2 separate regions of the Homo sapiens genome follow, and region 1 is linked to region 2. Evidence: chromatin loops called from intact Hi-C (ENCODE). Cell type or tissue: mammary epithelial cell. All regions are shown on one strand.

Region 1 (4,000 bases), 120 kb after region 2:
GCTGGGTCAAATAGTATTTCTGGTTCTAGATCCTTGAGAAATCACCACACTGTCTTCCACAATGGTTGAACTAATTTACACTCCCACCAACAGTGTAAAAGCGTTCCTGTTTCTCCACATCCTTTCCAGCATCTGGTGTTTCCTGACATTTTAATGATCACCATTCTAAGTGGCATGAGATGGTATCTCATTGTGGTTTTGATTTGCATTTCTCTAATCTCATATACCCTTTCTTTTGCTTCAGAAAGAGAACAAGGGGTTTCACATTAGAAGAATTCTTTGTTGGAACAATTTTAATATTCTGAAGTCTTTTTCTTAGAGCATTCAAGTATGCCTTGGTTACCCTGTGGCATGGACAAATGCCCTTCCACCTCAGCCACAGTTTGCCTTCATGCATCTGTCAATACATAAGTGCAAAGTGATGTAGAATCTACCAGAGTTTGCACTGTGGGGTTGTCTTTTATACTTTCCTTTTTAAAGTAATCCTGAAAATCTCTTAGGAAATTGATGGAGGGTGGGTTCATAAAACCTCACAGTGTCAGAGTTGGAAGGCAGTCTAAATTGCATGTGGTCCCTATAGTGTCATTATGATGACCAAGAAATCAGTTCCCAGGGAGGCTGAGATTTGTCCCAGTTTACCATGATGGTGACTGTGCTGCATATTTTCTGTTTGTCCTTCACATTCTTTCATTCCATCAATATCTTGCTCTCTGCCTTGGAAGCTGACCCTATAGACTGGATCTGTGGGTGCTCTATCCTCTAGCTGATTGGCTCAATGGGAAGAGATCGAAGATCAGAAGATAGAAGGTGGAAGAGAGAGAGGCAGGGGCACTTCCTACCAGCTTGGAAGAGAGAGAGGCAGGAGCACTTCCTACCAGCTTCCTCCTTGTCATTGTGCTATAGCAGGCTGTTTTTCTGTATCTGAGACAGACATTCCCAGGTAGCCCTCTCCATACAGTCTTCTCTTTCTGGATTCTTCTAATCACTTCCACTTTTTTTTAGCTCTAGATCATTGCATGTTAGCTTTTATAAGCACTTGCTGGTTGTTAGGACTCACATTCTGTACATGGAAACATTTATTAGGACTCTGGTTCTGTAAGTGAAAAAATTCGCTGATTTTCTCGAGCCATGCACACTGACATAACTTCTGATTTCCAGAAACCTTGACCACAACTGTTTAAATAGTCCCCTTATTAAACTCTCTCATATTGCCAGGTTTGGGTGTCATCTGCTTTCATGCTAGGACCTTGATTGATACAGAAACAGCTAAAGCTAAAACTATAGCCCAGCTAGTTCTCTGTCTCCTTAACCCTATTCTATTTGCTTTTCCACCATACTGCTTTTACTATGGATACCTTGATACTTTGAATAAATAATAATTGTTTCATAAACACACAATTTTGATAGTAGATAACAGTAGCATGCAGTGGTTAAAAACATAGACTCAACATCTTGGGTTCAAATCCCAGTTCTGACACATACTAGATTACTTAACTAGCAAGTTGCTTAGGGTTCAAATCCCAGTTCTGACACATACTAGATTACTTGGGTTCAAATCCCAGTTCTGACACTAGATTACTTAACTAGCAAGTTGCTTAACTTCTCTGTGTCTCAGTATCCTCTTTCATAACAATAAGGCTATTGTGGAGATTAAATCATATCAGTTCCTTCAAAGAACTTAGCACATATGAGGGTGTTAAATGTTCATAAGTGCTCAGCACATGGTAAGTGCTCCATAAATGTTAGCTTTTATGAGTGTTGGCTGTTTGTTAGGACTCACATTCTGTACATGGAAACATTTATCAGGACTCTGATTTTGTAAGTGGAAAAATTTTCAGATTTTCTCAAGCCTTGCACGCTGTCATAAAATTTCATGAGGATAAAGTCATCAGTTCCCAGGAACACTGAAGAGTTACAGGGGAAGTGGGGAGGTGCAGGTAAGTGGGGGTATATATGAGTCACCAGAGGGACGTGAGGAGAGATGGGAAAGGAATGTAGACAACATCATGATGGACAAGCCTGGATGTGCCAGGAAGCTCTAATCCACCTGGGAGGGCTGTGAATCAGCCCCCTTCCAGCAGGGTAGGTGTCCAGTTTCTGGCTGGTTGACCTGGGAGGAGGCCATGGAAGCTGTTGCCCCATCAATCTATTGTTGAGAGATACAGCCATGAGCCTGGATGTTCCTACAACAATAATTATGCAAGAGCTAGTTTACAAAGGTGCTGACAAACCCCACCTGGAGACAGTATTTCTTTAGCTCCGAAGTGTGAAATAAGGTGTGATTTTTTAAAAAAACATAGATTCTGTTTTTCAGATATTGATTCTTTCTTTTGCATATTTGATAAATATTCAGAAATGTGAAATTGATTATACTTGAGCATGGTCTTACTTGAGCTTACTAGAGCGGTGGCTGTACTTAAGCTCTACATCTCTGGGTAGTCACTGTAGGTATTTGGAGAGAGGAGCTAAATTTCTGAACTGACTTATTTAAGTGGAATGCTATGCCCAGCTCTTCACTGGTTAAAACTCCGCATGGTACATTTTATCCTCAATGGCTTTGCTCCTGGTCTTCCTAAGGGTGCAATAAATTGTGGCTTCTCTTACCTAGAACCAGTTTCTTCTCTTCTATCATTAAATAGGGCACTGTCACATGCCTTTGAAAGAAAGAGAAATTAAGTCATCCCATCTTTTGTTGTTCAGGATGGTGACACTTTCTGTTATTACTTTAGGTCAGGCAAGGAAAGAATTTAATACACTGTTGGAAGGCATTGGACATAGGAGGAAGTGCATGGTGCTCTGTGGCCTCTGTGAGTTAGACTTAGGCCCTAACATCCAATTGCAGGCAATCGAGGCTTCTCCCACTTGTTCCCTTTCTCCTTGTTTTCTCTTTTGCCTTTATTAGAATTTTTATTGTTGGCCTGATTCTGATCATTGGTAATTGTCCCTAGAGTGGACAGCCAGTTTGATTTAGGTGGACTTGTAAATAGGTAAGTGTCAACAACAGGTTCCACAAGCAGCTGCCTTGTTATTGTTGTTGTTGCTGTTGTTGTTTTGAGACAGAGTCTCACTCTGCCACCCAGGCTAGAGTGCAATGGCATGATCTCGGCTCACTGCAACCTCTGCCTCCCAAGTTCAAGTGATTCTCCTGCCTCAGCCTCCTGAGGAGCAGGGATTACAGGCGCGTGCCACGATGCCTGGCTAATTTTTGTATTTTTAGTAGAGACGGGTCACCATGTTAGTCAGGCTGGTCTCGAACTCCTGACCTCAGGTGATCCGCCCACCTTGGCCTCCCAAAGTGCTGGGATTACAGGGGTGAGCCACCGCACCTGGCCTTACTGTTCTGTTCATGTCCTGCTGCAATGTCCATGTCCTTGCCCAACAAGTGACCCACTAAATGTCTCTGTGGCGGAAATGTCCAGGTCTACGGGTGACTAAGATAGTGAGTGAATGCCTTCTCCTATCTAAACTTTCTGCTTTTCCTCTTCTGTCTTTTGTAAAAATGAATCCTACTCTGAGCAAGCTGTTTAAAAATAAAGATCATCCTCTGTCTCATCCACCATCTTCACTGTCAGTTTCCTCTCCCCTGCTTATTTTCTTACTTTTACTTTTGTTTTTTGTTTTGAGTTTCTAACATGCTATGTAATTATTGATTATGTGATTGTCTGTTTGCCTCTACCCATTAACATATAAGCTCAACCAGGGCAGGAAACGTGTTTGTGTTATTCACTGATCTACCCCATCAACCCAGAATGCCGTCTGATACATGGTAGGCAGAATAAACGAGGAAACAAGTGTCCCAAAGAGGCCACTCCAAGAAATTCTTCAACCTCTAAAAAAGACCCAATATTATATTTCTCCACATGGAGAAATATGGACTGCTATTAGAAAAAAAAAATCATCCTAAAATCATGTTCTATCAAAATACCAAATATTAAAAGGGAAAATATCAAAAGGGAAGTTTTGCTTTCTAACTGGTCATTGTTTTAGTTTTGAATTATTA
Region 2 (4,000 bases):
AACAGAACACAGTTGACAGAAAGTCTTAAGTAGCTATCCCAAAGATATATGTGACACACAAGTAGACTCCTTTTCACTCCTCCTCCTCATCTTCCTACACACAAACATATACATTTGTTTTTTTATACACACACACACTCATGCGCACTAAACTGAATCTATTGTGAGCCTTTATTACCTATACGATGTGAAGCCATTGTTTCTTATCATTCTTGTGAAGTATAATACAAGCATCATAGCAGAGCTTAAAAGACTTAAGAGAGAAAGAAAAAGTGTAGTAGAATTGTAAAAGGATTGGACATACAGAATTCTTCAGTGGAGGAAATGCAATGCTTGGCTTAACTCAGTGAACTCAGAGAAGAAATTAAGGACTAATCTTGATATCATTTGCATGTGCATGCTAAGTTTCTGCATAGACACCAAGCCCCCCTTAGCATGTTTGTGTGGATATAGTATGTGAGAAAGGGGAACAGTGCAGGGATCATGTCTTCTTTGGACGAGGGTGTTGGAAATTGCCCCTACATGTAAATCACAGGACACAGCAATGCCACAGTGCTCAGCGGATGTTCCCACCGCTCACTGCAAAGGGGATGTGACTTTGTAATGACACCACAGCAGAAAGCTTCTCTCAAACAGCCTGCCCTGGAATTATTGTTAAATCATCTATGTATTAATTACAGCTCCTGGGTTTTCTAACAGTTTTATAGAGGTATATTTTGTATGTCATAAAATTGTCCATCTGAGGGTAGAATTCAATGATTTTTGGTAACTTTACTGAAATGCCATAACCACAAATCAGTTTTAGAACATTTTTGTCCCCCCAGTAAGATCCTTCATGACCATTTATAGTTAATCTTCATTCCCACACCCCGCCCTAGGCAATGACTAATCTGTTTCCTGTCTCTATAAATTTGCCGTTTCTGGAATTTGCCGTTTCTGGATATTTCCTACCAGTGGAATCATGCAGTATGCGGTCGCTTGTGTCTAGATTATTTCACTTGGTGTAATCTTTTTTGTGGTTTAAACATGATGTAGCCTGCGTCAGTGGTTCATTTTTTTTCCACTGCTGAATAATATTCCAACTGCTTCTGTTAAAAATAAAAAAGGCTATAAATAAATGAATATTTATTTATACCTCTATAAAAACTGAAGGGTAACACATTTCCAGTGAAGACTAAGATCCAGATTCAGAGTCAAGTTTTGTTCTCTGGATCACACAGGAACACTTGCCTGATTACACTTTCTTTCTCATTCATTTGTTCATCTTGTGAAGAAAACAAGTCAATGTTGGCTTCCCTACATCACTTAGAAATAATAATTTCACAATAGATTATTCGAACCCTAAATGGTGGAAATATAAAAGCAATTTCTGGCCAACTGTGGTTAAAAAACAAAGTTCTAGGCATTCATTTGGAGGGTGCTATGATGCAAATACGTGTTAAGTAATGCAATTGAGTTAAAAATTATCATAGTATTGAGATGAGTCATAGGAATCTGAAAATAAGTAGGAGCTTCATTACTTTTAATATTTGGAAGTAAATTAATTCAGTATCGCATAGTTTTGCTGATTTCATTTTTTTCATATTCTAATATTGTATCAGAAGGATTGCTGCAATATTTACATATTGTCTTTGCTGCATGCAATATAGTTACCCTCTCAAATTATCCACCTGGATCCATTTATTTTCATAATGGGCTTCTTTGGAAGTTGAGTTGTGGAATGTCATAAATGTTCAGGGAAAGCATGCCACTGTGGACTCAGAAATTACATTAAAAAAGCTTCCAGTACACATGTTGAATAAAAATGGGTCCTATAAAGTTTATTAACTAAGCAAATTAAACAAACTTGGTAATAGGTGTTTCACATGAAATTCCTGAAGCAGCATAAATGTGCTTTGCAACCTGAGTCCCTTGTTATTCTCACATAACATGTGGCTTTTTCTCTTTTCCCAATTTCTCTTCTAAGTGTAGCAAATGTTTCTTTCTTTCCCTGGGATGAGAGAAGTCCTTCCAAGGATGGTGTGGATTTCAAGACTCAAGCAATTCCAGAGTGTTGAAAAAGAGTCAGTAGGTGGATTTGTAATGACAAAACAATAATAGTAAAGGTGGTGACATGCACTCAGTAAATGGTAGCTACTATTTTGTATCAGGCACTCTGCTACAGACATTACGAGGCTGGAATAAGATAAACGCCTCATGACATAGCTTCTACCATTGTTCCCATATGGCAGATGAACAAACTGAGGCTCAAAGAGGTCAAGTAACTTGTCCAAAATCACAAAACTGAGTGTCAGAGCCAGGACTTAAGTCTAGCTCTGTGTAATCTTACAGCCCAGGTTCTTAACAATCATACTAAACTGTCTTTCAAAATGACAGGCACAAGACCTGTCCCTTTCACTCCTGCTGGTACTCAGTGACGTACAGTCATGCATCTTTCAACATCAAGAATATGTTCTGAGAAATGTGTCATTTGGTGATTTCATCATTGTGGGAATATGCGAGTGTACTTACATGTATCCAGCTGGTATAGCCTACTACACACCTAGGCTGTATGGGATAGCCTAGGCTGCACACCTGTACAGCATGTTATTATGTTATTGTACTGAATACTGGAGGCAATTGAAACACAATGGGAAGTATTTCTGTATCTGAACACAGAAAAGGTACAGTAAAAATATAGTATTATAATTTCATGGGATTACTGTCATACATGGGGTCTGAAGTTGACTGAAGCATTATTATGTGGTGCATGACTGTACACTAACAAGTCAAGTGACCTCTTAGGACTTAGTCTATTAATCTAAAGGATGAGAAGTACATTCTAACATCAGGTGTCTTTTCTCGAGCACAATCAAATTTTCATTTTCCCAATCTCTTATAATGACTCATGACCGGGTGAAGGAGGAATCAGTGCAAATTGCTTGTTGGGATGGAAACAGGTGCTAGAAGTGAGGAAAAAGCAATGTTCAAACGCAAAGGAAGGGTGGAGGAGGAAAGGTGTGGAGTTGCCACAGGGACTCATAGCAAGCAAAAATAAAATCCAGTTTGGAAATCCACCAGAAAATCCCCCTCAATCTCGGAGGCTTCTTTCGTGTTCTTTACAGGAAACACTTGTGTGTTCCTTTCCCTTTGTCAGGGACATATAATTTAGAAAGCAGAGAATTTGTTCTTTCTAGTTTTTCCTTTTTTTTTTTTTTCAGTAAACATGAAGGATTAAAGGGAAATAGACAACAGCACTTTTAAAGGATGCTTTTTCGTAAGACTTTCAGTGGATGTTATCCAGTAAATAAGAGTTTCACAGTATGCTATCAATGTTAGTTTGGAGAAGGAAAGGTCAAAAAGTCAAACCTTGATATCTTTATCTTTTCACAAAGGTTATTTCTGAAGGAGCTATATGTAAAAGGAAAAACAAAAGGCAAATATATACACACACCTATATATGTATATGTAATGCATATATTACAACATAGTTCTTCCAATCCTAATTATATGCCTAATGCTGGGCTTGAGTGTCTATTACTTTTTAAACTACACTTGTGCTATTATTTTTCTTATAATAAAATGAGAATAAATATGGAATTCTCTCCAGGTCCCCAGATTGCTGTCACAGCCAGCTTAGTTCACTTTATATTACCCACCTAGCTCCAGTACACACCTGAATTTGTGTCTCTTGCTCCAACACAACATATATATATACACACACACATATATATGTGCATATATATGTTTTTATATATATATGTTGTTTTCATATATATATATGTTGTTTTCATATATATATATATGTTGTTTTCATATATATATATATATATATATATATATATGTTGTTTTCTTATATATATGAAAAACAACAAAAATCCTTTCCTGTGTCACTCCAGGTAATGGGTTTCACTGTGTAACTATTCTTTTCTGCAAAAGGTTTGTGTTATTATCCTTGGGTATTATTTTCTGATGGTATCAGTGAAATGGGTCATTATTGAAGCACTGGCTTACTTATGA

What was found. Hi-C counts contacts between places; a loop is a spot of excess contacts. Peaks named below come from ENCODE experiments on the same cell type or tissue, not always from the same donor. Only the 100,000 strongest peaks of a DNase experiment are listed, where the experiment ranks them.
Region 1: a loop joins it to region 2, with 8 times the contacts of the local background. A loop is called at or near these places in 1 of 110 quality-filtered maps.

Annotation. Positions count from the first base shown.
Region 1 is chr5:167,757,619-167,761,618 of GRCh38, forward strand. The region is part of intron 4 of TENM2 (teneurin transmembrane protein 2); the gene reads left to right. Among named protein-coding and RNA genes, the nearest start is that of TENM2-AS4, 99 kb to the left of the region's middle. In mammary epithelial cell, no CTCF peak of the experiment used is centred here; a DNase peak (open chromatin) is centred at 2,013; H3K27ac peaks cover 3,255 bases.
Region 2 is chr5:167,642,407-167,646,406 of GRCh38, forward strand. All of the region lies in intron 4 of TENM2 (teneurin transmembrane protein 2), which reads left to right. Among named protein-coding and RNA genes, the nearest start is that of TENM2-AS4, 16 kb to the right of the region's middle. In mammary epithelial cell, no CTCF peak of the experiment used is centred here; DNase peaks (open chromatin) are centred at 935 and 2,465; H3K27ac peaks cover 2,878 bases.